Regions from separate parts of the Homo sapiens genome. Here region 2 is linked to region 1. A link is a loop called in an ENCODE intact Hi-C map of the cell type or tissue named here. Cell type or tissue: heart left ventricle. All regions are shown on one strand. Links, peaks and the distances in the headings refer to the core of each region. The heading gives the core; the rest is flanking DNA. Region 1 overlaps LOC105369617 (a long non-coding RNA gene). Region 2 overlaps TSPAN9 (tetraspanin 9).

The links. A loop is a pair of places that touch in the nucleus more often than their neighbours do. Peaks named below come from ENCODE experiments on the same cell type or tissue, not always from the same donor. Only the 100,000 strongest peaks of a DNase experiment are listed, where the experiment ranks them.
Region 2: a loop joins it to region 1, with 21 times the contacts of the local background. A loop is called at or near these places in 6 of 110 quality-filtered maps.

The regions. Positions count from the first base shown.
Region 1 is chr12:5,134,418-5,150,947 of GRCh38, reverse strand. The region is part of intron 1 of LOC105369617 (a long non-coding RNA gene); the gene reads right to left. Among named protein-coding and RNA genes, the nearest start is that of KCNA5, 99 kb to the right of the region's middle. RefSeq lists an enhancer at 10,173-11,372. In heart left ventricle, for the core only: no CTCF peak of the experiment used is centred there; no DNase peak of the experiment used is centred there.
Region 2 is chr12:3,163,049-3,179,578 of GRCh38, reverse strand. All of the region lies in intron 2 of TSPAN9 (tetraspanin 9), which reads right to left. Among named protein-coding and RNA genes, the nearest start is that of TSPAN9-IT1, 22 kb to the right of the region's middle. RefSeq lists enhancers at 6,227-6,984, 6,985-7,743, 9,921-10,503, 10,504-11,087. In heart left ventricle, for the core only: no CTCF peak of the experiment used is centred there; DNase peaks (open chromatin) are centred at 6,387 and 6,885.

The DNA.
Region 1 (16,530 bases), core at 4,341-8,340:
AGGCGTCATCTCAGCTTTTCACTAAAGCACTTAGAAGACAGCCTGGTTGCAAGCAGAGAGCCAAACCATAAATCAACTCCCATTCACAATTTCTACAAAGAGAATAAAACACCTAAGAATACAGCTAACAAGGGAAGCGAAGGACCTCTTCAAGGAGAAATACAAACCTTGATTAAAGAAATCAGAGAGGACACAAACAAATGGGAAAACATTCCATGCTCATGGATAGGAAGAATCAATATAGTAAAAATGGCCATACTGCCCAAAGTAATTTATAGATTCCCATTAAACTGTCATTGATATTGTTTACAGAATTAGAAGAAACTATTTTAAACACATGGACACATGGGGGGAACAACACACACAGCTTGTTGGCGGGCTGGGGGTAGTGCAGAGGGCGAAGGGAGGGAGAGCACCAGGAAGAATAGCTAATGGATGCTGGGCTTAATTCCTGGATGATGGGTTGATCTGTGCAGCAAACCTCCATGGCAGATGTTTACATGGCAGACGTTTAACAAATCTGCACATGTACCCTGGATCTTAAAACAAAAGTTAAAAAAAAAAAAAAAAAAAAAGAAGAGAGCCCAGGTGGAATATGCATTATGTACATGTTTGTGACTGTTACTACTAATTATTGCCTCTTAAAAAGAATTTCAACATACCTGTATCAAGCAACCTGCTTTGTACTAGGCATTATGCAAGGTACTTAGAATGCAGAGAAAAATGACAAGAGTGTGGGTCCTTAAGAAGTTTACATTTCTAAGTCTCAGTGAGGTATCTTCTTCCCTATGTATTGTGGTTCTGTTGCCTCCATTCTGCAGCCTCTTCCCAGCTGTCCTCACATACCCAAGTGAGGGCTCAGGGAATCCACAAGGCAAGCATTGTGGAGGGGTTCAGTAGGGGAATGACAGTGAACGTCCCACTGGCCTGGGGTTGACAGATAAAAAACAGGTCCCCCATTAAGTTTCAATTTCAGATAAATCGAACTGAGCATCCTGGTGTTTGTTTGGCCAAATCTGGCAGCCTTAACTGTCATGACATCAGGCTGGCCACTGAGAACCCTGGAATCTGCCTCCCAGACCCCCATCCCCTTTTCCTGTGCATTTTTCCCTCTTCCATCAGAATTGTATAACTGTGCTTTCCTCCAACACTACTCTTAAGAAAACATCCAGTGAACTCAGCTCTCCTAGGGATACTTTGATTATAAGCCTTAGTTCTAATTATGAAGTGAAGTCTGTGCCCCACTTTAAAAGAATATTAGGCTATAGTTGAGGGGTGGAAAATACTATTTCAGGCAGGAGGTCTTCCCGGGCCCTGGCAATCACACCACCTTGGCTACAAGCCATGGAGCCCACAGGTGAGGCCACCCTACTCCCACCCGTCCCACTCCTTCCTATTGGCCTCCCGGCAGCATTTGTTTCCCTTTGGGACCTAGGCAACTCCCAAATCTCCACTGCAGTTAGGTTAGCCCACTCCCCTTGCTCTGTGCCTTGGATAGCTTCTCCCGGCTGCAGATAAATTTCCAGGTCTCCATCGTTATGGAAGCCTGATGCCATCTCCTAACTCCCCAGCACCCCCAACCAGAGTGTGGTCGGAAGGCTCTTCCATTGTCCTGGAGCATGGAACACCGCACCTTCCCCTTCCCAGTCCAGGACCAGAGACATCCCCTTTCAATCTCCAGTCTACCCTCATGATGCACCTTGGCTGGGCAATGGCTTTTAAAGAACTGCTTTATTTGGCAGGGACCTTGTGTCTCTACCTTTTGTGAAATATTCTTAATGAGGTGTGCAAAACCTACATTTATCATAGAAGATAGGCAACTGCACAATGATTCATTTCATTCCTTTGGGACATGTCTGGACTCTCCCTGCCTCAGTGAGCCCTCCCAGTGGGAAAGGTAATACCAACTGAACTTTTAACCTTGAGGCTCAAATTCAGTTTCACCCACTCTCTCCCGCACATACACCTTCCCCAGTCAAGAGGTAAAGACAAGTCTTCATCCATTTACTCCCTATTCTGTCTCTGTTCTTTTCTGATAAATGTTCACTGACCTTATGTGACTCCTTCAAGGGCTTGGCCTCTGCTTCCGCCATCTGGTCCTGTCCAGGTGCTTTATTCTTTTTCTGAGCTTGTCTTTGTCAACCAAATCCTACTATTCTTGAATTAGAATGCCTGACTTGACACAGAAAATGCCTCCTACTCCTTCCCAGTGATGGCAACAATCTTACCAGAGGAGAAATTATAGATTTGGGCTCTGAAATCTAGATTATATTGATCCATAGCTAGAATCTTTAAGTGGCCTTGGGCCATGAAGGTGTGGAATATATTAGATTTGAAGCATCTTGAGAACAGAGACTACATTGTATCAATTTCTTCATTCTCATAGCACAAGCTTAAGGCATGGCGTACAGCAGGTGCTCAAACATCACTAATAAATGACTAATTGATGTTCCAGTCTTAGATGCTCTGCTCTTAAGTGAGCATATGAGATGCTAGTGTGGTTCCCCCAGGAACTAAAATGTCTAAGGACTGTTGAAACCTTATCACTTTGTGGAACATCTAAAATAAAAGTTACTGATCCTCAGTAACTGATTAGACATTCTAACATTATCTTGTGTTCAGATTTGGGAGTGACATGTGGGCATCCCTGGAGCTTTAAGAATGAAATTAAGAAGAAACATCAAAACGAAAGACCATTATCCCTAAGCTAAGGAAACCCAAAGACAACCTAGAAATGTGGACAGACGTTAGGGGATACTCAAGGCTACCAGGATGATTCAGGAAGGCAGCCTGGAAAGCCGTTGCAACTAGATGGCTGAAGTGTAATTAGGAATGTGTTGACTGAAGGGTGGCAGTCAGCTCCTCAGAGAGAGCAAGGATTTGGAACTGGTTGTTCAATGCTAGCCAAAGGGGAGATTGGTCAGCAAAAAGATTCCAGGCTGCCCTCATGGTCGTTGACTGTTGCTTCTACTTCAGCTGACCTGCCCCTCTATCTTCATTTACCCTTGTGTATCATGAGGAAATGTCATATTTATACTATGGGAGTTATGCTGAGATCTCAAATCTATGTGAAGTCATGGGAAGCATCTTCTCACACTACCTGATTTCAAGTCTTATTTTCTATTAAGCAGCCATAATCAAGAGAGTGTCATAATGGTGTAAAGATAAGCAAATAGATCAGTGGAACAGAGCAGAAAGTCCGGAGATAGACCCACACATAGGCAAGCAACTGATTTGCAACAAAGGTGCAAAGACAATTCACTGGAGAAAGTATCGTCTCTTCAACAAATGGTGCAGAAACAATTGGATATCCAAAGCAAAAATAAAATTAACGTCAATCCATACCATACATCATAAACAAAAATTAATTCAGGAAGCATGCCATAACTAAGTGTAAAATTTAAAACTATAAAAATTCTGGAAGAAAACATAAGAGAAAACCTTTGTGATCTTGAGCTGGGCAAAGATTCCTTAGATATGATATCAAAAGCAGGATTCACAAAAGAACAAATGGATGAATTAAATTTCTTCAAAAGACAATATTAAGAAAATGAAGAGACAGTTACAGGTTGGGGGAAAATATTTGTCAAACACATATCTTATAAAGGACTTGAATTCAGAATATTATGAAGTACTCTCAAAACTCAATAATAAGAAAACAAACAACCTAATAATAAGTGGAAAAAAATATGTGAACACATACTTCACCAGAGGAGATCTATGGATGGAATATAAACACATGAAAAGCTGCTCAATATCATTAGCCATCAGGCAAATGCAAATCAAATGAAAACCGCAATAATATGCCACTACATACCCACTGGAATGGCAAAATTAAGAAAGAACGGGCCGGGTGCGGTGGCTCACGCCTGTAATCCCAGCACTTTGGGAGGCCAAGGCAGGCGGATCACGAGGTCAGGAAATAGAGACCATCCTGGCTAACAAGGTGAAACCCCGTCTCTACTAAAAATACAAAAAATTAGCCGGGCTAGTGGCGGGCGCCTGTAGTCCCAGCTACTTGGGAAGCTGAGGCAGGAGAATGGCGTGAACCCGGGAGGTGGAGCTTGCAGTGAGCCAAGATCATGCCACTGCACTCCAGCCTAGGCGATAGAGGGAGACTCCGTCTCAAAAAAAGAAAAAAAAAAAAAGAAAGAACTACCACAGGTAACATTGGTGAGACTGTGGAAATACAGCACTCTCATACCATACACAGGAGATGGGAATGCAAAATGGTATAATCACTTTGGAGAATCTTTTAGCACTTAAAAAAAAAAAACTTGAACATACACTACCATATGATATAGCCATTTCACTCCAAAATATTTACTCAAGAAAAAGGAATGTACATATATACATGTGTCTGTGTGTGTGCCTCTGTGTGTGTGTGTGTGTGTGTATACATATATATGAATAGGTAGGTGGGTAGACAGATAGATAGATCAGTCTCCATACAGAGACTGTACATGAATATTTTTAGCAGCTTTATTTTTAATACTCCCAAACTGGAGACATTCTGAATGACCAGCAACAGACAAATTGATAAACTGTAGAATATCCATATAATGGAATACTACTCAGCAATGAAAAGGAATGAACTAGTGATACACTTAAAGACACAGATGAGTTACAAAGTAATTTTGCTGAGTGAAAGAAACAAGACAAAAGAGTGCATACTGTTTAATTCTACATTCAATAAAATACTGTGTAATTCTACATTCAATAAAACAAAAACAAATTGATAGTGGCCGGAAGCAGATCTGTGATTGCCTGGAGAAGGGAGTGAGAAAATTTTAAGCATAGTCCTAGCTCACTGCAGCCTTGAACTCCTGGGCTCAAGTGATCCTCCTGCCTCAGCCTCCCAAAGTGGTGAGATTACAGGTGTGAGCCACTGCACCTGGCCAGGTTCATTATCTTGATTGTGATGTTAGTTTCGTCAGTGTATATATATGTCAAAAATTCTCAAATTGTTTTCTTGGATTTGAAACATATCGTATGTCAATTATGTCCCAATAAAACTATTAAGAATACATATGTCTGAGTTCTGGCAATTTCTCCCTATTTGTTACTACAGAGGTCAAGGAAAGCATTAGAACTTTGGGGAGGGCAGGCTGCTTCAGGACCTGTTTTGAAATGCCTTTCTGTTTTCTTTCATGTTGGACAGGGAGAAGAAGATGGAGTAGTATAATAGGCTACCGTGGCTTTGGGATAAATTAAAACAATTTTTGGGCTGAATAAAATTTGTATAAATTTCCCACAATTATAAGGAGTTCCTACAGATTACACAAATGTTCAGACACACTCACATATATATACTCACAACAAAACAATCCCATAGAAAAAATAATGGGCAAGAGATATGAACAAGGAATCCAAAGAAGCAGCTTGAATCTCTGCCAACAATTAGAAAGAATGAATTTAAAACACATTGATAAAACCATGTTACACCCATCACATTGAAGGAAAAAGCTTAAATATGTCACCACCGAGTGCTGACTAAGATGTGGAACAATACAGTCAGATACTCTGCAGGGTGCACACTGGACAATGAATTTAGGAAGCAATTTGGCAAAGTTGAAGATCGTCACCCCTACGACACAGAAAGTGTACTTCTAGGTATACACCCTAGAGAAATGTTGGCACACGTGCACAGAAAACATGTATAGCAACACAATAGCAGGAAATGGAATGATCTAAATGCACTTTAACAGGTAAATGCAGAAACTGTGGTGTATTCACATAAAATTCTAGACAGCAGCAAAAATGAATGAGCTAGAATTACATATATAAAATATGATTCTGAAAAATACATTGTTCAAGGAAAAACAATATATTGTTCAAGGAAAAAACAATTGTAGAATGATTCACACCATAGAAGGTCATTTTACAGCATGTAAATCCCTATCTTATGTGCAGTCGGGGCACAAACCTATCAATGAAATTCAAATGACTTGCATGGGCGTTATAAACTTCAAGTTCAAGATAAGAGCATTATGGGTGTTTTCAACCATAATCATAATTCTTTGTTTCTTAATTTCAGTTGTGGGTACTTGTGTTATTCTTAATACTGCGTGTACATCTAAAATAATGGAAATTAATAATAATTTCTTGCAAAATAATTACTCTTCACTGTTCATTGCTTCTGTTGATCTATAAAGTGAGTCTACCATTCCAAAGTCAGAGTAGCTTGGGTTTGGCTATTCATCATGCCCATGAATGTATTCGTTACATTTGCATTTGCTTCTCACCCAGCCTTTCACTCAACCAAGCTCCACAACTACGATGAGAGACCCGTAGAGAATTTACAAGCTGAGGAGGTTTGCTCTTGCTCTTGACACACAGTATTAATTCCATCTGGTCTTTCCTGACCTCTAGTCTTCCTTTGTAGATTACCAGTGCTCTCTCCTTAGGGGGTTGGTTTAAATCTTGATTGCTGCCTGATTTCAGGATGTTCAGTGTAGGCTAAGAAATGGGAAAGGTGCTGAGATTAGAATGACTCTGCAGCACGTTCATGCCATGACCCAGGGAATTTGGAATATGTGTAGGCTTTGATTGTGTATTTGTTTTATTTTATTATGTATTGCTTATGTATTATCATGTATTGTTTATGTATTATGTATTATTGATTTTATTATGTATTGCTCTTTCACTCTTCAACATGCTTTCTTTTGGGTAACTGCATTTAAAAGCCTGAGTCTCTATATGAGAAAATCTCCAAATAACTGTGATTAAAAGTCATTCTATTAATACTTGATAACTCCAAGTGTTGGCAAACATGGGAAGATTCATATAAACTCATAAGATGTGTTGGGTGTAGACATTCTTACAATACCTCAGGAGGGTAATTTTTTATTTCTGGTAAAAGGAAAAGTATACTTACCTTTCAACTCAACAAATCTACTTCTAGGAGGAGTCTAGCAAATGCAGAATGTTTATTGCAGGATTGCTAGTAAAAGTGTTAACTTAAAAACAGCCCAGATATCAGTTAACAGCTGAATCAATAAAGAAACTGGGAAACATTCTTAGAGCAGAAAGTAGTGAAATAAATGATTAGATCTATATAGCAGAATGAATAAATCTCATAAAGGTAATCCTTTTTTTTTTTTTTTTTTTTTTTTTTGAGAGGGAGTCTCGCTCTGTCGCCCAGGCTGGACTGCAGTGGCGCGATCTCCGCTCACTGCAAGCTCCGCCTCCCGGGTTCACGCCATTCTCCTGCCTCAGCCTCCCGAGTAGCTGGGATCACAGGCGCCCGCCACCGCGCCCAGCTAATTTTTTGCATTTTTAGTAGAGACGGGTTTTCACCGTGTTAGCCAGGATGGTCTCGATCTCCTGACTGCGTGATCCACCCGCCTCGGCCTCCCAAAGTGGGTAATCTTATATTTTAAATATTTATTATGCAAGCATACATGTTATAGCATGCTGTTTGAGGAAGGTGATATTGTTTGCATATTTGTCTCTGCCCAAATGTCAAGTTAAATTGCAATCCCCAGTGTTGCAGCTGGGGCCTGATGGGAGGTGATTGGATTACGGATGATGTGGAGGTGATCGGATTACGGATGATGTGGAGGTGATCGGATTACGGATGATGTGGAGGTGATCGGATTACGGATGATGTGGAGGTGATCGGATTACGGATGATGTGGAGGTGATCGGATTACGGATGATGTGGAGGTGATCGGATTACGGATGATGCGGAGGTGATCGGATTACCGATGATGTGGAGGTGATCGGATTACGGATGATGTGGAGGTGATCGGATTACGGATGATGTGGAGGTGATCGGATTACGGATGATGTGGAGGTGATCGGATTACGGATGATGTGGAGGTGATCGGATTACGGATGATGTGGAGGTGATTGGATTACGGATGATGTGGATTTCTCGTGAATGGTTTGGCACCATCCCCTTGGTGCCGTTCTTGTGATAATCAGTGAGTTTTCATGAGATGCGGTAACTTAAAAGTGTGTGGTGGGTGGGAGCGGTGGCTCATGCCTATAATCCCAACACTTTGGGAGGCTGAGGCAGGTGGATCACAAGGTCAAGAGATCGAGACCATCCTGGTCAACATGGTGAAACCCCGTCTCTACTAAAAATACAAAAATTAACAGGGCGTGGTGGCACGTGCATGTAGTCCCAGCTACTCTAGAGGCTGAGGCAAGAGAATCGCTTGAACCCAGGAGGCGGAGGTTGCAGTGAGCCGAGATGGCGCCACTGCACTCCAGCCCAGAAACGGAGTGAGACTCGGTCTCAAGAAAAAAAAAAAAAAAGAAAAGTGTGTGGGACTTCCTTTTTATACCCTGTCTTTCTTGCTCCTGCTTTTGCCATGTGATGTGCCTGCTCCTCCTTTACCTTCTTCCATGATTGGAAGCTTCCTGTGGCCAGAAGCAGATGCACTGTGCTTCCTGTACAGCCTGCAGGACCATGAACCAATTAAACCTCTTTTTTAATAAATTACCCGCTCTCAGATATTTCCTTATAGCAGTGCAAGAACAGCCTAATACAGAAGGTTTAAAGCTATGAAAACTAATACTGTATATCACGTGAGGATACATACACATAACGTAGTAGAAACAAATGTGGGCGGAAGTACTAAACTTGAAGTTCAGGTAGTAAACATTTTTGGTGGGGGAAGTAGAAAAATCAGATCAGAAAAGCATTTACTCAGGGAACTCAAATGTATCTGTGACATTTTATTGCAAATGTTTTAAAGTAAAGGTTTTAATTCAGTAGTCATCTCTAAAATGGACATTTTCTTATACAACCATAATGTTATCCAATCTAACAGAATTATTTATAACTTTTGTTATCACCTAAAATATATAATTCGTATTAAATTTCCACAATTGCCTCAAAAATATCTTTTGACACTAGCTTGTACAAATCAGGATCCAAGCAAGGCACACAGGTTAAGTTTTGTTTTAATGTCTCTTAAATTGCTTCAAACGGAGAGCAGGACTCCATTCTCCCTTATCACCCTGGAACTCCCTAACACACACTTTTTCCGTATTTTCCTTGTTATGAAAGATGGATCAAGCTGTCCTCTGGACTGCCTCCCATTCTGGATTTCTCTGTTTGCTTTCTCCTGCTGCCATTTAACTTGTTTCTTCTCCTTCTATGTTCCCCACAGAAACAATGTGTGAGATTTGGTTAAATTCAGATTTAATGTTTTTTTTTTTTTTTTGCAAGAGCACTTCCTAAGTTATGCTGTGTACTTCCATTGTGCCATATTGGCAGGCACACTATGTTTTAGTAATGGCAAAATTGGTGAAGATGGATAAAGATGGGGGCAGCCTCATTCCTCCACTGCAATGGTCCCTGACAACCTTTCATTTAATAGTTTCATCCATTGATGATCGTTGCCTGCAGTGATGACTTCATTTGTGCATATACAATGGTACTTGTCAAGTTAGATTGCATTACACTGAATTCTTCACTTAAAAAATTTTTCTTCATCTACAAGGGCTATTTAGTTATCCTGAAATATAGTTCACAACAGGAAGTCGGGTAGCACACTTGATTATTCCCTTTTAAAGACCAATTTTCAGAATTAAGAGTTAATGCTTTCTCTCTTTAAAACAAAAAACTCAAAAAAATATGGCTAAGTTTTAAGATTTTGTAATGCTGGGTGGTAAAAAGTATAAAACTATAAAAATATTAAAAGGTATTTATAACTATTCTCTAAACCTTTCTAAACTTCAAAACATTTTATGCTGAAATATTTAATTAAACAAGAAAAAAAGTCCTATTTTGTAAAGTTCAAAATATGCTTAGTGTTCAAATGACATTTAAAAAGAAGCTTGACCTAAGCTTTAGGAGTAAAAGTTATCTAAAAGTTTTAGTTGGATGATTGGAATTTGTTTTAAAAGTTTAAAAAAGGGAAAACAGAAATAAGCTAATAATATATACCAGAAGAGTGAGGAGACACAAAGAAAATGCAACCACTCAACCCTGTGGGGAATGGAGGGAGCGTGTGGGATCCACTGCCCAGCCCAGGGAGTCTCCCTACAGTCCAACTGCCTTTCTCAGATCAGAAGGCAAAAGAGCAGTCTAGCAAGCAAACAAACAGCAACAACAACAAAAGTACTGAAAGTTTTCTAGAAAGGCCAGACTCAGGAGCAGAGAAGAGGCACAGTGGGCAGTGCCAGTGAGAGGCATGAGTCCTGAGTCAGCTGGGATGTCCAGGGAGCTGGCCAAGGGCCTCAAGAGGAGGGTAGAAGGAAAATGGTATCCTGACACCTGCTGGAAAGAGCACTGGCAGAAAAGGCTCCAGGAATGCATTCAAGGGACTTCTATTTAGGGACCTAAGAAGGAAATGCAAGCATCAATTTAGTTAAGCAGAGCTGGATTCAGATGAAACTTGAGGAAAAGCAATGAGACTAGAATAGGGTTGAAGAACTAGGGCTGAGTAGTCTGGAAAACCAGAGTTTGAATCCCGATTCTACACTTCCCAGTTGGGTAGCCCTAAGCCTGTTACTTAACCACGGTAAGTTTCAGTTTCCTTATTTACAAAATAGGATAAAAATACCTCTTCATAGAGTGTTGTAAGGATTAAGTGGGATGACTGTGTCATAACATAACAAAGTAGTGTTTGAACAAGCATAGTTTGTATTCTCACTAGTATTATTACTCCTAGAGGCAGGAAGCAGAGAAAGGCCTAGGCAGATAGGGAAGGGTCCTCAAAGAATCTCCATCCCACCCCCAAAAGTGTTTACACTAGATGTTTTGTGCACGTAGGGAACCTGCACAGATTCTTGCCTGGGCATGCCCACAGTGGACTGGAAGCCCACATGCACTGGGGGAATGGGGTGGAGCCACCGGAAATCCACGCCTTATGCAGGGGAAGAGCCTGGCCTCTTCAGCTCGTGTGTGGTGGCCCTGGTATTCATTTTGGGGAGGGGGTGGAAACTTGCTTGTACGACCCCCTGTCTTTACTGAGAACTTTCTTTTCACTTAATAAATTCTATCCTCCTCACCCTTCATTGTGTCCGCATCCCTCATTCTTCCTGTTCATGAGACAAAAACCTAGATTAGCTGAGCTAAGGAGCAAAAAATCCTGCATCTTTACCATTCTTATAATATTAATTTCAATGTATAAATCTAAATCTATATCAGTTGACACCAATGCCGTACTATATTATACAAGCAATTCAAGTAGGACAGTCAGGCCATTGTTTGGATCATTACTGTATCATACCATGTTCTAAAATAATCTTCACTAAAAGTATATTTGTGAGAATAAGGATGAGAAAGTCTGTGTGTATGTATGCATGTTTATGGACATGGCAAGATTCACAGGGTGGCTCAAGATGGTTCCAGAGAGCTCTTTCTGTGAAAGAGGGAGGGAGGGAGGAAGGGACCTGTGGTCAAGAGACTTTACCTCTTTGGTCCCTTGTTTCCTTATTGGTAGAAATACATAGACATGGGGTAGGTACCTGTTAAATAAATGTTATTTCCACAGCATTTTACTCTCTGCACGCACCTGGCAGAATAAGGACCTCCAGTACAAATCATATTTGACTACACTCCCGGTGAAAATGCTACTTAATTATCCTGCAAAAATTCAGGAATTGGGTCAGCAAGTACATACTTATGCCACTTTACATCACAAACACATTCTGATGTATGAGCTGGATCATTGGGAAGGTGGTATTTCAAAGTGGCAGGGAAATAACTTGAAAGCTCTGAAATCCATTGTGAATGTGAGCCAGCCACCCTCACCAAGGCCCTGGGCCTCCATCCAGGGAGGCCTCCCCAAGACAAGTGCCTGCTGCCCTGTTCTCTGCCTGCTCCCTCCTGCTCTCCAGGGCTGCTGTGTCTGTCTCTTTTCCTTGGCCTCCTCTGTCTTGCTTCCTCTGAATTCTCCCCTTTTCACCTTTCTCAGCTTGATGTAATCTGCTGTAATGAATCAGCAGTAGCCCAGAAGTCTTTGCTCCCTGGTAGTCATAGCTGCTTATAGGGCTTATTGGCTATGGAGGCCTGAGCCCACCACTGAGAAGCTGATTTACAAGTGGGCCCTTTCTGCATCTCTCTTCTTTGTCTTTTCCCCTGCAGTGATGCAGGTTAAAAAATCCTAGAAATGTCCAACTACACCAGGAAACCCATCCTCCTTTCTCTGATGGCCTGAACAAGGGAGAGATGGGGTCTGGCAGCCCCTCAGGAGGGTGCTGTTCCCCAAGTAGGACCCCCCGCCCCCAGCATGACTTTGTTTTTCTTTAACAAATGAGAACTGTCAGAGAAATGGCAAACAGCCATGCCTTGGAGTGATTAAGTAGAGCCTAAGTTTAGAGGGGTTGGCACACAATAACACATCAAGTCCTTCATTCGCAGGTTCCCCCTGGCCGCCACATGAAAGATGAGTGTGAACCTTGCCCTGGGGACAGACCCGTGCATGGACAGGACAGCACAGCCCCAGGAACACGCATCAGAAATGCATAATCCAGAGAAGACTCACTTAGAACAGACCAGATAGAGAAATAGTGTGAGAATCCTGGTTTTAGGCCCATGAAAAATATTTTTGACATGACAGCTGAAAAAAATTCCTGAAGACTTTGCTCATTGATGGGTCCGGCCTCAGTGCCCATTTGGGCCACTTTCAGCAATCCAGTGGCACACATGCCTCCGCTGAATAAGACCATACAAGGTAAGGCTAATATGAAGTGTCTGGATCTGATGGATTTGAGGTGCAGACACGAGCCCCATCTCCAGAGTCAGGACTCTGTATTTCTGAAGAAGGGTAGAAAGTAATCTTTGAAGAAATTCCAGAGAATTTCCTTTACGGTTAAGAGGAGAGTGTGGGGAAAACGTTGCTGCCTTTTCTTTTCTTTCTTTTCTTTCAAGGCAAGTTCTTCCTTTGTCATCCAGACTGGAGTGCAGTAGCACAATCAGGGCTCACTGCAGCCTCAGCCTCCTTGACTCAAGAAATCCTCCTGCCTCAGCCTCCTGAGTAGCTGGGATTACAGACATGAGCCACTGCACCCAGCTGTTCCTGCCTTTTAAAAAACAGGAGCTATGAAGTATGTATTGCACTCCTCTGGCCTTCAGGGTAGTATCTGAGGCACAAAGTAGATATAAGGATGAAAAAGACAGAGGACCTGGTCCTGAGATAGGACATAGACATAAATTAGTCAGAATGTAAAAAAAAAAACAAAAAAACAGATTGGTTTCTACGAAATCTTCAGAAGGAATTTAGTGCCTGCCCGTGACCAATAATGTGGTGATACAACAACCATTCTGTTCTCAAGGAAATTCAAGTTTAGTAGGTCAATACCATCAGCAAGTTAGTTGAGTACAAGTTCCTGGGAAAGATAGTTTGGTGTTATCAGGAGGAGTTAGGAAAAGAACAATTGATGTTGTAAGGACTTGGCTGGGCACCTAGAGGTGCATGGGGAAATGAGTTCTAACCAAAGGAATTGAATACAATTTATATGTGTGATTTACCCTTCCTTTTAAAGTGTTTTTCATCCTCAACCAATAAGTAGATAAAGAAAACGTGTCATATGTATATAAACACATATACATGGAATATTACTCAGCCTTAAAAAAGAACGAAATAATGTCTTTTGCAGCAACTTGGATGGAACTGGAGATCACTATCCCAAGTAAAGTAACTCAGGAATGGAAAACCAAATACCACATGTTCTCACTTATAAGTGGGAGCTAAGCTATGGGTACGCAAAGAAAGACAGAGTTGTATCATAGACATTGGAGACTCAGAAGAGGGGAGACAGAGGCACATACACATGTGCACACACACAAATGCAGCATGACAAAGTGAGATAGGTTTCAACTACGGTGCAGTGAAATGAGCATAGGCTCTTAAGCCAGGTAGATTTGGATTAAAATCTAGGTCTATCACTCAAAATTGTGTAACTTGGGCAAACTATCTAACTTTTCTGAGTTTCAATTTCCTTGCCTATATAAAAAATAATAATCCCTACACTATAGTGTTGCTATGAATTTTAATAATAGTGTCAGTTACCATCTATTGAGTACAAACTCTGAGCCAGGCTGTGCACAGGGCACTATAGCTATATTATCTCATTTGATTCTTATGACAACCCTGTGATGTAGATATCATTATCCCCATTTTAGAGATAGGGCAACTGAACCTCAGAGAGGCTAAGTAGCTGGCCCATAGTCCTGCAATTAGAAAATGCTGCAGGCAAGATAAAAAACTTTTGTTTGTAAAAACTGCACTAGGGTCCCCTGCAAGGAGCTCAAGGCAGCTCAAGGAGCTGCAAGGAGCTCAAGTGTGAAGAGTGGAAGGCACTGAATGAATGGGTGCTCCCACACACCCTTCCCTTGTTTCTTCCTAGCATCCAAAGAACCCTTAGTTCTCTCCATCTCTCTCAATGTGTAGGTCTCTAAAATGTGTATGCTTCTAATTTAGTTTAGCCAGGTCTCTGTATGCTTTGTGCATATGTTTATTTCTCCTGGAGTGTGTCTGTGTGTGTGTGTGTGTGTGTGTGTGTGTGTGTGTGTGTGTTTCTACTACATGAAAGAGTTTCTGTTTGTGTCTCTGCCTGACTTTGTCTGTTTCTGGCTCTATCTGTATCTGTTTCTCCATGTCTTCACTTGTAACTGGATTATGGGCCCGGTTTTTGTTTTCTTTCTTCCCTCCACACATCTCTTTCTCCATTCCTCCCTCCCCTTTTTGTCCCTCTAGTATAAGAGAATGGTAATTCAATTGTTTTCTGGATAATAAAAATTGTCAACTTAAACAGGATATGTAAGGGGCATTTTATTTTTCTTTGATTCATTGTAGTTTTTGCACTCTTAATTATTTCCCTGCCCTTAGGAATCGGTGACTACAGTTTTTAGAAACAGAAATATCTATCTCTGTCAAGTGTCTGCCAAAGGATGAATTCATTGGGCTGTTGTTCATGGTTTCAAAACAACGGGCCCAATAAGCAGTGGTTCCAGGTCCCTTCCTGGCCACAGGTACATGCTCTAATAGAAAGTAGTTTAGTTGATATTTCTCGTTAGAACACACTTGTGCACATGCTCTCCTTGGAAGAGGAGAACGCTTCATTTTTCCTTGTTTTTGAGGAAGGAAGAACATCCTTCAGTCCCACTTGCTTATGTCAACTTCACTGAGGGAAGTGGGGGATGCTTGCTTCCACAGAAAAACAAAAATTCAAAAACATTTCCCCAGAAAACTTGAAAACCGTGCTTGTAAACAAAAGAAACCTAATGTAGTCAGAAATTGGAGATAAAACAAAACAAAACAAAAAAACAAAACGCCTTCTCAGCCTGCTGCTAGAATGTCATGTGTGTTTGGTGAAGACATTTGGACAACAGAAAACATCCCATTGCTGGAAGAGGAACAAGGGTCAAAAACATAAAAGTCATCCAGGTTTCAACATGCCCCAGTCTCTTTCTGGAAACTTTTCATTCTCCCTCAACAATCGGAAAACTCACAGAAAAACAAAACCTCTTTGCGGTTTGGCAGAGAGAGGACAAGGTGAGGACGGGCTGAGAGGATTTATCTATTTGATTTATGTAAAGAAAAAAGTTAGAGTAAGTGGATAGAGGATGTCAGTACTCAAATGTATTTCGTTTGTGATATTCTCTGTATTATGTTTCAAATACAATATGTTGTCAGGGCCTCAGGGAGTAAAAGCATCTCTATTAGTCATTTGGTTTACATGTATTTTCTAGAAATCTCCAAATCAGGGAGTTGCCATCTAGTGTAGAAGCAGAGAATCATAGACTTTTAGATTTTATTAGACAGCAACCTTTAATCTTCTATGTGAAACTCTAATTTCTTATGCAACATCTGCACCATTTAGAGCTCTAACTTTGATAAATGAATTACTGAAATCCAAACACTCCTTATACATTGCATTTACTTGACTTCTCGGCAGGAAATGTCTTTCACTGGGCATGTTCTATGATTTGTCTTTAATGCATCCAGATGACTCCCCATGATCAGATTACCCTCTTCCAAAATTCACACCCTCTCTTTCCAGCCATCCTTCTGGAATCCTGCCCTGACTCCCAGGCCTCCACATTCCTTCACTTTTGACAATCAAGTCAATGTGTACTTGAAGGTAGAGGTCCGCCACCTCTCCTGTCCTACTCTGGTTCCTCCTAATTTAACAAAAATGCTTTAGCAAGCTCGTCTGCAAGTTTTCTCAGCTCCCTGGGCTGGGATCCCTTTAAGCCAGGAAGCTGAACCACATGTAGAGAAGACAGGAGCTCCCTTACATCTCTTCACCCATGGGCAGCTTTGATTCTCTCCGTTCCATCCATTCCAGTCAGAAGGTCATTTTTTTAGAGGAAGAACACCACAGCTGAAGAGGAGCAAAGGAGATGCATACTCTCTCTGTTGCCTGTTGACATGCTAGCCTTAGCACTGAGCCTTGTACTTGACCCAGCTGCAAATGTGAGTTAAAAGCCCTTTGGGTTGCTTTGCATTTGTTCTGATCCTTAACCTTTTCATGTTTTGACAAGACTAGGAGTAAACAGGAAGCTCACCTCGATGACCTCATGTTCCAGGTTCTCTAGATCTCTGGAAAAGAAACTCATCT
Region 2 (16,530 bases), core at 5,179-9,178, 2.0 Mb after region 1:
CCCGTTACAAATTCTACTCAGCTGTCTGCCTCACATGTCTAGAGTAGACACCACCTCCTGCTGGTTCTCCAAAACAGAAGGAAAACATCACGCCCTCACGCATCTGAAGGCTCCAAGCAGGGGGACAGTGGCTTCCTCTCTTGTTTCACTTAGGGCAGAATGAGAGGAATGGGCTTAAAATGCAACAGGAAGCCTGCAGAAGACAGAGCTGTTAAAGACGGGAACAGGTGACTGAAGCAGGTGCTAGCTACCACCCTGGGCCGGTTGAACCCCACCCCACCTGGAGTCAGAGTGGGGTGAGTGTCGGGGTGTGTAATGCACCCAGCATGGTCCCTTCCTTCCTAGATGACTTTGGGAGGTGCCTTCCTGTCTGCGGCATCCATGGTTCCAGGATGAGGCAGGATGATGAGTGTGGGGTTGCCACAAACAATGAGCCCTCTCGGCCGGGCCCCGCAGCCTATTTCCAGCTCCTGATAGTTCCTGTCTAATGCCAACATTGACAGAGGAATCCAGGGCATCCTGGGCCCAGCATTGTTCAAATCACACATTCCTCTTCAGAAAAAGCTACAGAATAACTCTCATTCCTCCGCCCTCCCAGGAGAAACCACATCAGAGAATAAGCAACCAGATCCCCACATGTGATGGGGACCAAGGGGGATGGGCGCGAGCCACAGGGTGTCTCCACCATTGTCCATCAGATCCCCCACAGCAGATGCACAGAATGCCCAGAAAGCTAACCTGCCTGACCCACAGCTAAGCCCACCCTCAAACCACACAGCCAAGGGCAAGTGAGCGCGACCAGAGGCCCACCTGTACCCCCACCCAGACACACCACATTCTAAGTGTTAATGTTCTACACCACCCGTCTCGTTGACATTTTGTGAAAACTGCAACTAAACTCTCAGGAAAGGGAAGAAGAGATGTTTATGGAGTGCCTACTAAGCGTCAGGCACCGGGATAAGCACGAGCATCAGAAACCCCTTCATCTGGCAGGGCGCAGTGGCTCACGCCTATAATCCCAGCACTTTGGGAGGCCAAGGCGGGCAGATCACCTTAGGTCAGGAGTTCAAGACCAGCCTGGCCAACACGGTGAAAACACATCTCTACTAAAAATACAAAAGTTAGCCAGGCGTGGTAGTGCATGCCTGTAATTCCAGCTACTCGGGAGGCTAAGGCAGGAGAATCGCTTGAACCCAGGAAGCAGGGGTTGCAGTGAAATGAGAGCACGCCACTGCACTCCAGCCTGGGCAACAAGAGCGAAACAACTCTGTCTCAAAAAAAAAAAAAGAAAAAGAAACCCCTTCATCTCCATGGGTCACCGGCCACAGCTGAAGACAGAAATGCAAATGGAGGGAAAAAACAAAGCACAGCTGTTATGCTAAGCACTGTATGGGGAGTGGATACGTGGGTAGCGGAGACGGTGAGGAAAGTTCATAAAAAAAGATAAGAATGGCAGATACAAAAGCATACAGCGGGGAAAGGCCAGCACTACCCATCCCTGATCAATACCACCACAGGAAAACACCACTGCCCTGTGTGCCCATGACACCATGCCACCTGCAGAACAGAAACCTGCACGACTGAGGGCCAGGGGCTAACCATCTGCCCAGAGACCCATCGGCGGGCAAGACACGGCCCAGACACAGCCGACAGGACCTCACACCCTGGCGGACGAGGACACTGGCCGTCACCCGCCTGTCCTTCTTGAGTAAGAGGGCTCTGACTGAATCATTCTGTGATTAGGAATTTCACTTCTTTGTTTCCTGGTTGTAAACTTGGGAATATTACAAATCATGGAAATCCAAATTAAAACAACCAAGCCATCACTGTTTACCTAGCAGGTTAAGGCTGGGTGCGGTTGCTCACACCTGTAATCCCAGTACTTTGGGAGGCTGAGGCAGGCAAATCACCTGAGGTCAGAAGTTCAAGGACAGCTTGGCCAACATGGCAAAACCCCATCTCTACTAAAAATACAAAAACTAGCTGGGCATGGTGGCAGTCACCTGTAATCCCAGCTAGTTGGGAGGCTGAGGCAGGAGAATCTCTTGAAACCAGGAGGCGGAGAGTGCAGTGAGCCAAGATTGAGCCACTGTGCTCCAGCCTGGGCAACAGAGCGAGACTCCATCTCAAAAAAATTTTCTTGGCCGAGCACAGTGGCTCACGCCTGTAATCCCAGCACTTGGGGAGGCCGAGGCGGACAGATCACAAGGTCAGGAGATCGAGACCAGCCTGGCTAACACAGTGAAACCCCGTCTCTACTAAAAATACACAGAATTAGCTGGGCATGGTGGCAGGCACCTGTAGTCCCAGCTACTTGGGAGGCTGAGGCAGGAGAATGGTGTGAACCCAGGAGGTGGAGCTGGCAGTGAGCCGAGATCGCACCACTGCAGTCCGGCCTGGGCAACAGAGCGAGACTCTATCTCAAAAAAACATTTTTTTAAGTGACAAAATACCTATCAGCTTAAATTTTTTTTTTTATTTAAACAAGGCTACTCAATGCTGGCAAGAGTGTGGCGCATCTCCTGGGGGTCCCACCACCTCCCCACTCCCCCGGCCACCTCTTGCTCATGGACTCCTAACTGGCCTCCCAGCCACTCCTCGTTTTGCCCTGCTGTCCATGGTACTCTTCCCGCTAATGCGGGGCACCTTCCTAATACTCGGCTCTGTGCATTTCACTCGCAGCTGACACACTTCAGTGGCCCCAATTTTCATGGAATATTTAAAGACGGGCTCTGGTGGGTAATCAAGGAAAGACCAGGCAACTCAGGAGGGCCTGAAAGGTGCACGATTCTCAGCCAGGTGTGGAGGCAGATGATGTAAAGATGGGAGAGCTGCTTTCGGTTTTTCTTGGGATTTTCCCTAATGTAGGACAGATACTTTCTTCGCTGAGACGAGGGCCCAGAATAGAGTCTGAGCCACCAAAGGAAAAGGAAGGAAGTCTCAGCAGCAGCTATGTTCTTAAACTATTTAGTCTTCTTTCACAGCTAACTTTTAAATTGTGATTGGACCAAGAGACAAAAATATCTTAATCAATCAACAGATGTGGACGGAATGTCCTTCATTACCACAGGAGGCTAAAAGAAGGTGGCAGGCAGCACACGGATGTGACAATCCCCAGCCCACACTTAACTAGCAGCCATGAGGTGCCTGGTATATGCCAGCTGCTTGCACACAGCCGCGTGGTTCCTCATGCCTTCGCACATTCTGTTCCCTGTGCAGAGCACATGCCCCTCTCTTGGACGCTCAGTTTTCTCCATGAAGGCTCTTCCTTCCCCAGCCCAGGCAAAATTGGACCTTCTCTTCTCCAATCGCTGGGCTCCCCCCATTCAGACTCTCACTCTGCACACTGCTCCGTAAGGCTCGATGCTGAGACAAGAGGAGAAGGGGCACTGGGGTGATTGTTGTTCATCTTTCAATCCCAGAACCTAGCACCGTCCCTGGCTCACAGCAGGGGACAAATGGATGAACAAGCCAGGGAACAGAAGCGCGTGAGAGCCACTTCAGGTAGGGAGCACCCACAGAGGTGAGGGCTGGGACGAATCTCATTCCCGTGGCTCTTCAGACCCTCTGAGAGCTTGGATGGGCAGGGCTTGTACTGGGAAGGAGAAAGGCATACAGGCAGGGCTGAGCAGTGCCCTGGGAGCCAATGTGGGTCTGTTTAATATGCAGTGTGCCGATTCCCAGAAATCAATGCTCATTTTTAAAACTCTGCTCCCCAGAGCCACCTCCCTGTTTGATTCCAGGGTCGGTGTTAAGTATCTTTCTATTTATAAAGCAACTCGGCTGCAGTGGTGCGATGCCGGTCCCACACCCAGCCACGGAGGTGGGGCAGGGTAGCACAGAAGGAGAAACTGAGGCCTGGAAACAAGACACCAGAAAGGCCAGGTACTTACTGCAACAGCGAAAGAAATCTGGGCTAGATGCACTCCCTCCCGCGACCCTGGGGCCTGCTCACTTAGAGGCCTCCAGACAAGCTGGGAAGTGCAGCTCTTGCTCTGGGCTCCCGTGAGCACAGCGAGAGAGGCTGGGTCTTTCAAAGTTATTCTACAAGTACCAAAGGAAATGAACCCAGAGAGATGGGAAGGACGAGGTGCCTGGCTTTCCCTTGGCCACGCTTCTGACCTTCCTGGTGTCTGCAGCTCTCTATCTCACACCTCCTGCAAGGCAGCCCGTGCCACTGCAGCTCACAGGGGCTGCCACAGCTTGGCAGGCCCCTGCCGGGCGCTGACCTCCACCTCCTTCTCTGCCTCTCTGTCTCACTCCCACCTCCAGGAGCCCAGACACCCTGATGTCCTCAAGGTCAAGGCCGAGGAAGACTGACCGCTCTCGTGCCACTTCTCCCTCCCAGTTCTGGTTGCAGGCTTAGCGCACTCCTGCTTGCCAGGTCTCACCCCAGGTGAGATGCTGCCCCTGCTCCTAGGTCCTGCAGGACAGCACATTCATCCCAAATGATGCCCCCAGCCTCGCCCTGCAGGGGTCGTGTGCACAGCACTCAGGGTTGTGTCCGCAACACTTCATATCACACAAGGCGCAGAGCTGCGGACAAAAGCCTCACCAGTTCACCTGGCCACCTCCTCAGAAAATAAGGAAGAAAAGAAGACAGGCAGGGCAGGGGGTGTAAGGTCCGGGCGGCCTTCTCACACTACCAAATCAGGAGCTCCTCAGGTATTAATCATGTCAATTAAAACCACAGCTGAGGCCGGGTGCGGTGGCTCACGCCTGTAATCCCAGCACTTTGGGAGGCCGAGGCGGGAGGATCACGAGGTCAGGAGATCGAGACCATCCTGGCTAACACGGTGAAACCCCGTCTCTACTAAAAATACAAAAAATTAGCCGGGCGCGGTGGTGGGCGCCTGTAGTCCCAGCTACTCGGGAGGCTGAGGCAGGAGAATGGCGCGAACCCGGGAGGCGGAGCTTGCAGTGAGCGGAGATCGCGCCACTGCCCTCCAGCCTGGGCGACAGAGTGAGACTCCGTCTCAAAAAATAAAAATAAATAAAAATAAAATTTAAAAAAGCCACAGCTGAAGGCCAGGTGTGCTGGGCCTGTTACAAGAAGAAGCCCCTGGCCCCAAACACAGCAGAACACACAGGCTCCTGGAAATGAACACACAAACCTCTCTTCATTTTCTAACACACAGAATCCCAGAATGTTAGAATTGGAAGGAAATCTAGAAATCATCAGCTGTAAACTCTCCTTACAAATGAGGGAAATGGCCAGATGCAGTGGCTCAAGCCTGTAACCCCAGCACTTTGGAAGGCTTAGGTGGGAGGATCGCTTGAGGCCAGGAGTTTGAGACTAGCCTGGGCAACATAGTAAGACTCTGTCTGTACAAAAACTAAAAAACTAGCCAGGTATGGTGGCATGTGCCTGTAGCCCCAGGTACTCAGGAGGCTGAGGCAGGAGGATCGCTTGAGCTCAGCAGTTCAAGGCTGCAGTGATCGTGCCACTGCACTCCAGCTTGGGCAACAGAGTAAGATCCTGCCTCAAAAACAAACAAACAAATGAGGGAGAACGAAGTTTTGGAGGATAAATGAATTTATTCAGGGTCATCTAGCAAGGTCAGAACACAACAAATACAAACATCCCTTCCTGGTCCACATCCTTAACACCACGCTGTAGTCATTCAACAAACATTTATCAGGCAGAGATCTGCTGGGCATTTCACTTGGTAGATGGGCTCAACTCAGCTGGTTCCTGTTTTCAAGCAGCTTATAATTTAAGGAGGAGGAGGGAGGGAGGGAGGAAGACAGAAAGGAGAGAGAGAGATCTTTAAACAAACGGCAGAGCCAGGCACAGTGGCTAACACCTGTAATCCCCCAGCAACTTGGGAGGCCGAGGAACAGGATCACTTGAGACCAGGAGGTCAAGACCAGGGGCAATATAGCAAGACCCCCATCTCTACAAAAACTTAAAAATTAGCCAGGCATGGTGGTGTCCACCTGTAGTTCTAAGTACTTGGAAGGCTGAGGTTGGAGGATCACTTGAGCCTAGGAGGTCAAGGCTACAGTGAGCCATGATCATGCAACCGCACTCCAGCCTGGCCCTCATCTCTAAAAATAAAAAAATACACAAAAACAAACTCTTTCAACAGCACAAGCATGTGGTAAGTGCTACAATGCCAGTATGGGCATAGATGAGGAGGTGTCCCATGGGAGTACCTGTGCTACGCCCAGCGGGTGAGTACAGTCTGCCTGGCAGAGGGAAGAGAAAGGGCATTGCAGGGAGAGCAAATAGCACAGGCGAGACCCAGCGGACGGCAAGGACGTGGCAGAATCAAGAAAGCACAAGAAGAGTCTAGCGGGTGGTCATACAGCTCGTGAGGGCCACGGGCAGGGCTGCAGCCACACAGACTCTGGGCTTTCCTCGGGAAGACAGGGAACCACTGAACTCATCCACCCGGGCACAGTGAGCACCCTCCACATGCCAGGCACAGCCAACCAGGCACAGCCGACCAGGTCAGTGGGCACAGCCACTTTGCAGGACAGCAAAGGACAGCTTGGAGAGACTTGTCAGGAAGCTGTGGTAATGTTCAGGTAAGACGCCTTGAGCACCTGAACTGGGAAAGTGGCATCCAGAGACAAGGCAGAGGCACAGTCAGCAGAACCCGGGCGTGGAGTGAGAGAAACCTCTGAGTGCGCTTCAAGGTCAGGTGGTGGGAGGGCCCAGCGGTGGTAACAACCTGCGCTGGGACCAGCCTCTCTGTTTAATAGACTCGCCTGCCGCGTGCGGTTAGTTACCTTTCCATGCCTACGTGCTTGGTATTCCCTGCAGGCTCAATCAACACCTACAGGGTGACGCTGATTACGAAGCCAGCATGCCTCCAAAGCTGAAGAAAGCCTCGCTAAGCGACATTGCTGATGGATCTAGTACAAGAGCTGGTCAACGAACTGGCCCATCGCACCGCCCACCCCATCGCCCATCTCAGTCCTCACTTGTACCAGGAGTGGCTCTTGGCCAGGAGTGGGCCTCGTGAGCACCGCTGGCAGGGCCAACCAAACGTCAGTGAAAACACCCCAGACCAGACCCCCGCGGTTATGATTCTATGCGCTAGGGTGGGACTCAGCAAGCGGCGTTTAAGTTCCCCCGGTGAGTGACACGAGCACCCGCTCGCGCCAGACTAAGAACCACCAGTTATTAATCTCTCTCGTTTTAGAGATAAAGAATCAGGTCTGCAAAGCTAAGCACTCGTCCACAACTGAAAACAGCATGACCCTGACCATGCCGGCTCCCCGGGGCTGCCTCCAGAGCTGGGCGGGGAGGCAGAGGGCCGCAAGACAGAGAGGGCCGCCTGCACCAGGACCAATCTGCATCCCTCGCTCCCCAGCAGTGCGCTGAGAGCTGAGGCTGGGGTGGGGGCGGGGGAAGGGTGACGGATGGATCCTGCTTTGCTGGCTGCTACCAGAGGGCCAGGGAGGAAGAGGAGAAATGAAAAGCCTGGGAGATATTTTCCCTGTGATTTGTGCCGCTGGAGATGCCCTGTAGCAATATTTATCCTGCAGCTCTGTCCCACTTTCGTTTATCATCCAGCTCAGCCTGAGTTATCACAACCAGGATGGGACCCATAAACTAGCTACCTGACACCGTGGGGACCATGAAGCGTATTTTAAAATCTCAAGGAGCAGTTTCGACCCTCCATGGAAATTTAAAGAAATAGGTGCACCCTTCATCCCCTGGGGACTGCGGCCACTCTGGATGCAGACACAGGGAGAACGTGACACACGGAAGAAACTGCCACGCTCCCAGAGATTCACTGCAAACAAGGACCACACCCTACCTACGAGTGCAGAACCACCATCTGGTCACAGCCCCTTCTTCAGGCCAGTAGGACACACCTTTCAAAGGCCCAGAATATTTCTGGGATTGAATTTTAATCATCTGTCAATAGCAGTTCATCAAGAAATTTGGCAGTAAATGAATGAATGCTGAATTTACTGGGCATTTTCTATTACATACTAGGTCTGTGCTGGGTAAAGGGGGTTAGAAGTATAAGACCAAGTACTCGATTATCTTATCTATCAGATCTATTCACAGGGACACACAGGGATGGGTAACTAACAACACAGGAAGGATAGGTGGGTCTGATGAATGAGAGAGGGGACAGCAGGGGCTATCAGGACATCCAGGGTTAAGGGATCCTCAAGGTTGGGGCTGGCATTATGGAAAACATGAGAAGAGAGTGGGCAATCATTTGCAGACTGATAGCAAACAGTTTCTGTGGATTACGGATTAGTCATGTGATCTAGTTACTGGGTTTACGGCAGTGCACAAAACCAGGAGGAAAAACAAACAAGCCCTCCTATAGCTTGCATTCCAATTTGAGGACATGAGGGTGACAAATAAAGAAAAAAGAATATATATATCATATGCTACGTAGAAAAATAAAGAGGGATAAGGAAGATAGGACTGGGCAGGGGCAGCTGCTTTAAACAGAAAAGTCAGAAGGTCTCGGCGCGCGTCGGGACAGGGCAGCAGCAGGGAGATGTGCTGGGAAACTGTTCCCATAATCCAAGCACGAGGTGACGAACGGTGGCTGGATCAGGGCTATAGCCACAGAAGCAGCAAAAGGAGGAAGAATCCTGGTTGATCTACAAAGGAACACAGGAGTGGGGAGGCAACGAGTGTGCTTTTCAGTACATTAGGACGTCTATTAGTCATCCAAGTGGAGACGCAGATGCAATGCTTAAGAAATGAGTCAAAGAACTTTAGAAACAGAAGCGGCTTTAGAGAGCGCCAACCCAGGAGTCCCTGCCCGGCAGAAAACGAGGTGATGGTGGACCTCGAAGCCTCAGCCAGCAGCCCCACAGGTGCCACAGCTGTGCAGGTCCTTCCGCTCTACCTCCTGCCATCCTCCCCAACTCTCCTGCAGTGTTTTCAGCTGGGTAGGCCTGATCTCTGCAGCCATCTCATTCTACAGATAAGGTGCTCTGTGGCCAGGAGAAGCCACATGCATGACCAGGGCCATCTGCTCCCCCATCACGACCCCCCCACACAGAACTGACTCAGTGATCTCTTATCTACGCCACGCACATCCACCAGATCAGATTTTGTTTCCAACAATGTAATTTTGACAAGGAGGAACAGAAAAACAAAATCTCTGCTTCTAAAAGTCTTTTAATTATAAGGTTTGCCTTTGGAGTCTGAGTTTCTTCCCACAGATGTATATTACATGTGGAATCCTATGCTACATGCTATCTGGAGCAAGCTAGCCGTAGATTGGTGTGTCCAACGCAGGAGTTTGGGCTATAGGTATAAAACTGGAGTAACTGCAAAATCTGTCTCCATGGAAAAGGAAGGAAAATACTGAGCCCTGGCAGGGATCAGTGCAGAATATTCCCTGTAAACACCATAAACGAGATGGATGGGAGAGAAATTCAGATGTAAGTGACATTTATTGAGCACCCTCTATTTACAGGCTGTTTGCCTCACTCAATCCTCACAGCAACCCAGTGAGACAGGTATTATTATTCCCAGATGAAGGACGTGGAACAGAGAGAAGTAAAGGGACTTGCTCAAGGTCACGGCAGCCAGAAAGTAGCAGAGATGAGATTCAGGATGCCCCCACCCCCACCCCAAGACATTCTGACTCCTCCATCAGGGCTCTTTCCTTCCCCATGCTGCCTAGCAAAAATGAGGAGAGAAGGTGCCCCATGGTTGGGTTCAAGTGGATGGCTTGAGTCCCACTCAGGGAGCTGCATACACCTCTAAGCTTCTCTGTACCCTCCACCTCCCCCAGGCTCCAGGAAGCCACCCTGCCCACCCTGACACCTGATACGATCTTCTTCCTGCCTTCAAATGTCATTCAAAACTGCCTCCTTGATAAGTCTTCCAAACTCACTCGCATGGTTCCCACTCCTCCAACAAGCTCACAGGCATGGAAGCCTTTCCCAAATGCCCAGGCAGGGATCTAGGCCTTTTCTAGCTGTGATTCCCACATCCAGACTGATGCCTAGGGTGCTGAGTGTTCACAGGGTTTGTTATTAATAATGGATCACATTACTTTTATCAGCATTTTTCACTTTTCCCAGGCTGTCATACCATTAACTCATGTGGTCCTTATGGCCACTCTGGGCGGTAGGGAGGGCAGGTACACGTGTTGCCCATTTGACAGGTGGAGAAGCTGAGATCTAGGGGATAAAGGACTTTTCCCAGGACACCAAACTAATATCCAAACCAGAATTAGAAATCAGAGCTTCTCCTTTCTAAGCCAAAGGTCTTTCCACCAGATCACATGAACTCCCTCTCTCTGCCCTGACTTCTAAAGCAGGGGCTTCTTCCACTCCTCTCTCAGAGAATGCCAAAGCCAATCAAACCTTCCCCCAGCCCTGAGGTCAACCTGCCCACACCCACCCGAAACAGAGTTGGGTGCGTTCTGCAGACTAAGGAGGAAGACAGAGCATTGAAGGTGGGCTGTGCAGTGACGGCCTCTGCCCCTCTCCCACACTCCACGTGCAGAAGATAGAATGGTCCCTGAGAACTCACAGGCGGGTGAAAATGGAGCCAGTTTTCTCTCCTCTGGCTGCCCCATAGTCTCATCCTGGCAGACTGTTGCCAGGGGGTCTGGAATGAGGAGAGAAATGACGAAAAGAGAAGCGTACACACACTTCATGTTCCCAGCTCCGTTTAATGCCACATGAGATCACCACCTTGTATTTCCCCACTACCTTCCTTCTGAGTCACGTCCAAACCTGAGCTCATCCATCTGCACGCCCACACTGGCCGGGAGGGAGGCGGGGCCATCGAGGCAGCGCATCTGATTCATTCATTTACTCAACGAGTACTTTATGGTGGAGACACAGAAAAGAGAGGGGGCGGAGAGTGGCCTCAGCTTCCCAGAGAGACAGGACCTGGTCTGGGAAGAGAATTAAGATTTATCAAATCCTCTCCATCCAGAGCTCAATTTTTTCCCAATGCCTGTAACTGCTCTTGAGACATCCATTCGTAAAGAGATTGGATGCAGCACTTCACAAGCAAGTGACAATGACTCACACATAGAAATAGAGGGGGGCAAAGAGAAAGTAAGTCAGCTCCCCACCGCCCCCCAGCTCTGGCACCTCCCAGCTTGTGACACTCTCTTCTTACCCCTTGCAGCCTCTTCTTAGACTCTGTCCTGAATTCATTCTGTCCTGTGTGCTTGACGCTGAGCAGCTGCAGACAGGCCCAGTTCTTGTTCACCCAGCACCCCTACAGCACCCGGAACATATTGCGAAGGCACAGATTTTGGCTCCCCTCTGGGTCTTGAATTGAAGGAAGCAAAAAGACGAGCGCTAGAGGGGAGATTTTATGAAGACCTTAGCAACTAAAAAGGTTTGAAGCATCTGGAAAGAGCTGGCACAGTGTAGAGGGATGAAGATTTTTCCCATGATAGAGAAAAGAGCGAATGATTCTCTGCCAAGGATGACCGGTGCTACTCCTGCCTTGCAGGGCACTGAGCTAAACGGTGGAACGGTGGTGTGGTCTCCCCCGGCCTGGGCTTCTGTGGCACAGAATGAGTGACATGGGAGGGTATCTCCTGCTGCTGCTTGTCCGCTGGACCCCAGGACATGCTTTTATCCACAAAGGCCTGCAAACCAAACTGACCCCAATCCTCCCAGGAGGACAGGCCCATGACCTGACCCTGCAGAATAAGACCCAGAGCTCCCAAAGGAGCCAGTGGGATGGGCCCAGGAGGGTGGTCCAGGCAAACAGGCACATTGCCCCAGATGGGAACTCTGCAGGTGTGGTCTAAGGCTCCCCCACCCCCAGCCAGACTGATGCCAGCCAAAGCCCCCGGAGGAAAGTCAGTCAGCCCTGGCCCCTGCACACCAGGTCAGCAGCCACATCTGGCCCCCAGCAGCTCCTAGCCCCTGCCATCCCGATCCCAAGCGGGAGACCATGCTCACAGCACTTAGGCAGCAGTTGCCTGGACTTGGAGCCACATTTGTGAGGGCTGTGCATGCCCCAAATCCAGCTCATCACGAGCTAATGACTCCACATCCACCCCAGCCCATCACCATCATCCCTTCCAGCCCAACCTTGGGCTGACCCTCCCACTAGTTTTATTAGCACCTGTACACCAAGCACCATCCTAATCATTAAGAAGAAAGGTGTGCAAAAGTACACAAGAGATAAGCCCAATCTCCAGGGGCTCACAGTTTTTTCCTAAGCTGATCAATACTGCACTCAAGTTATATGTTTACCTATCATCCCTAAAATGTGTCGTAGTCTCTCTGTGTCCTCATTGGCTGGCACAGAGTAGCTAACTTAATGGAAGAGCTAAAAACCTCCATCTATGTTCAAAATCCCATTCCTACTGCTCATCTTCACTGGCCATCAGTGAAATCAACAGTCACAGTGAGATATCTCATTAGTGAGAGATCATCAATGAACTACAGCCACTTGCAGCTACGTGGATGAATCTTATTTTTTTTAATGTTGAGAAATAGAAGCTAGACAAAAGAACGCAAGCTGTATGATCCCATTTACGTAAAGGCCTTAGTCTATGGGCCGGGCGTGGTGGCTCATACCTGTAATCCCAGCATTTTGGGATGCCAAAGAGGGTGGATCACCTGAGGTCAGGAGTCCGAGACCAGCCTGGCCAACATGGTGAAACCCCGTCTCTACTAAAAATACAAAAATTAGCCGGGCGTGGTGGCGCATGCCTGTAATCCCAGCTAGTCAGGAGGCTGAGGCAGGAGAATCACTTGAACCTGGGAGGTGGAGGTTGCAGTGAGCCGAGATCGCGCCACCACATTCCAGCCTCGGTGACAGAGCGAGACTCCATCTCAAAGAAGAAAAAAACAAAAACAAAAAACAAAACACTAATCTATGCTGTTAGAGATCAGGTTAGTGGCTACCCCTGAGCAGGAGTAAAGTCTCAAAAGGGGAATGGGGGTGATGTGCAAGGTATTAGTAATGTTCTGTTTCTCAATCTGGATGCTGGTCCCACAGATGTGTTCACTTCTCTATAAAAATTCATCAAATGCTGCATTGCATACATATGTTATACTTCAACAGAAGGTTAGAACATTTTCCATTTCTGTCCATTTATTCATCCCGGTAGCCCTTTCATATAAAAGGACAAAGCTGTTCATGTAAAATAAATCACTGATCATCTATATGTATAATACTAGTCTTTTTTCATCTCTAAAATGAAGAATATGAGATAATCTCTAAGGAACCTTCCAGCTTTAGATAGTATGATGCTTTCATCCTATTCTTAGTAAAACCTCATTAATCAGTAATAACAAATCCTTTCTAAATTAGTGGAAAGTGCAAAATATGGAACGTTTGTTTAAAGAAAGGCAGCGTTACTGCTTGCAAGAACTAAGCACATCACAAATTAAAATATAAATGTCTATTAAATTAAAGTTAATGAAAAATATTACAATATACATTAGGCTTACATTACTTAATACTGCTTGAATATTGTTAGAATTCTGTGTCTTTCCCATGTTAGGTCCTCATTTCAACCATTTTCATCAAGAGGAGTCATGAATGCCAAACTATTACATCTGCTGTATCATTAGTGACCAAATGAGAGCGTTTAGAGAGTAACATTGACTCAGATGCCTATAATTCCCACACCTCGGCCACTTCCCTCCATGGCCCTGTTAGACCGACGAGTTCCATCCACACCTGGGCAAATCTGAGCCTGGCCTGAGCCTCGGTGCGGAGCCACTCCTTGAGGCCCGTCCCCTGCATGAGGCTGCCTCGAACATGGCTGAGACACAGATTACTTATGAGACTTAAGACACCCCTGGGAGCTCGGCAACTCCAATGATGCAGCAGATTCTAGGAGGCAGCAGGACGAGAATACTAGGCGCCATCATAAATTAAACCTCTGCTCAGTGGCTAATCTCACGGGCGCCTCACAAAGACACAGACGGACTGCCTACAGCTCACTCGCGGCCTTGAGAGCTTACAAGCAGAGGCGCCTCCCTCCCAGCTGCCAGCAGACCCACAGCTTTGCGAGCAACTCTCTCTGGGCCTCAGTATCTCCTTCTGTACAATGGGGAGAAACACTCCGTGACCCTCGCCTTGCAGTACGGCGGCAGCAACAGAACTCACTCACTAACATTTTAAATACTTCTGGACTCCCCCGTGAAATAAGACAGCATGGGGTATGTCTCAAAGGAAGTGATTTCCTGGCGGTCATCTCCAAGTCCAAAGAGCAGATTCTGCCCAAGGAATTGACACTTCATAAAGTTTACTGAAAAATCAGCAAATGAACCCTGATTCCTGGCAAACCTCCATTAATTAGCAATAAGAAATCCCTCTATTTTCCCCACCAACAGAGAGGATGAGCAGTGGGATTCGTGGCCAGTACTTCCTGCTTCTTTGCTAAGATCTAGATGCACTGAGGACTCAGGTCCAAAGACCTTCATTCCATTAGGAAAAACAGCAGCTGAGTTAGGCCTCCCTTCCCCCAGCCTAGGGCTGTGAGTGAACTTCCCCTCCTCTAGCTCCACCACCTGTCTCTGGACCAAATACAGATCACAGAGAGGCATTTCCTGAGCTCTGCAAGCTTGCTGACCCCAGAGGTTAATCCTACCCCTCTACGGCCAGGCCACCAGACGAGAGCCTCTTTCCTCCCAACCAAAGGAACCACAGAATCCTAGAATTTCAGGGCTTGAAGGGACCTGAGAAGCCCGCACGTTCAAGGCTCTGAAATGTCCAGGGATTATCCCAAGGTCACAAAGCAGAAATGGAGAGGCCAGGATTCAGAGCTAGGTCCTCTGACCCTCACCCTAATGCTCTTTACTCTACCCAAGACAGGACCTCCTTGCCATCCGAAATGCCACTGTGGCCCATTGGTGGCAGCAACCTGGAGTGCTATACCGAGAAGGCTCAGCAGGCTCAGTCTGGTTGCAGAGTTAACAGTGCTGTGATCAAGTAGCAATATCCACCTGCAGCAAAGGAGGAGGGTTTTGCAGCCGGCACTTGCCAACCTACCACGACACTGCTGGCTCCCAGGAGTCACCGCAAGATGCCTCTGCATCACCACGATCCAGCAACCTCTGGGTGTCAATCTCCCCTCGCAGGCCTGGGACAAGTGCAAGGGCCAGGGAGAGGAGCTAACCCAACAGGGAAGAGAAGAAACAGCCAGAGAGTAAAGAAGACCAGAGTGAGCTGGAAGCAAAATCCAGAAAAACTTTTATTTCAAATCAAGGATGATTTGTTGAGTGCCTGCTATTCATTTATTGGACAAACACATATCAAATGCCCACTGCATGCCAGCCATGGTGGCTCCCTGATCAATGCTACGTACCACAGAGTGTAAAGCAAACTCCTCTTTCATTTCTGCTGTGCATCACCTTCTTTTCTGCTTTGTAGACCCTATGTCTGAAAACAGAGATAAACCACCTCCCAGGACTGTTTTGATAATAGAAAGCAAAAACTCATACGAAAGCACCTTAGGAAAGAGAAAGCTCATCTAAATACAGAGCAGGCCACCGTTTCCTTCCTTCCCTTTCCTCTCATCAGGGACTTTGCACCTAATGAACGGTCCAGCCTCAGTACCACTGGTCTATCCCAAAGGACCTCTATAGCTTGGCCTTCTAAGTGGGTCCCCTCCTGCTGGCCCTCCTGCCCCACCCTCCAGATCAGGAACTGGGGTGAAGGAGTGGCCTCCTCCCTGCAAAGAGGAGAGAACAGAGAGAGCTGCCTAATCAATTGGAGAGGGAAATCCAGCCTCTACATTAATGACAGCAGGTGAGTCTCTAATATCCACAGGCAGTAACTCACACCAGAGGTTTTCTGTATCCTCCAGGGCAGAGCAAGGGATTACCACTGATGTGTTATCTGCTCCAATTCTTCCTGCCAGGAGTCAAGCATAATACCTTAGTAGTGTGGTCTCACTGATGCTAGCTGCACAGAGATATGTAAATTATACGCAATGGATTGGGAACACCACACGCTGACATCTGTCTCTCGTAAATACCTCCTACTCCAGGATGTGAAACCCAGGAAAATCCTCTGAGTGGCAAAAAGCTGTAGGCAGAACAGTAACCCGGGAAAAAGACCCAGCACCAACGATGTGTGACCCAGGTGCTATAGTTAAGCAGACTTTGTTGAGTGGCAAAGGTCTATGAAACACCATCCTAGGTGTAGCGGGGTGGAAGGGAGGAGAAATGACATAAAATGAGAACAGAAAGCCATGGTCCCTGCCCTATACAGGGTGTTTCAATGCTGGGGTTAAAACAGACACACAAATATCTTACCATGGGGTAGAGTGTGGAAAGTGCCAAACAGAGGTAGAAACAAAAGAGCGAGAGAAGCAAAAGATGGGATTGTCATATTCAATTATGGGGCTTATAGACAAGACATTTAAGCTGGCCCTTGAACAGTTGGCAGGCTTCTGAAAACAGCCAGAGAGCAACGGGGAATGAGGTGAAATGAATAGCTTGAGCTCAAGGTAGAAAAGCATTCATTCATTCAACCACTATTGATCATGCCAGGCAGTGTCTAGATGCTGGGGACTCCACAGAGAGCTGCACGAACAAGCATGGGAGTGCTCTGTGTGGACCGCAGCCAGGGACCATGGAAGGGGA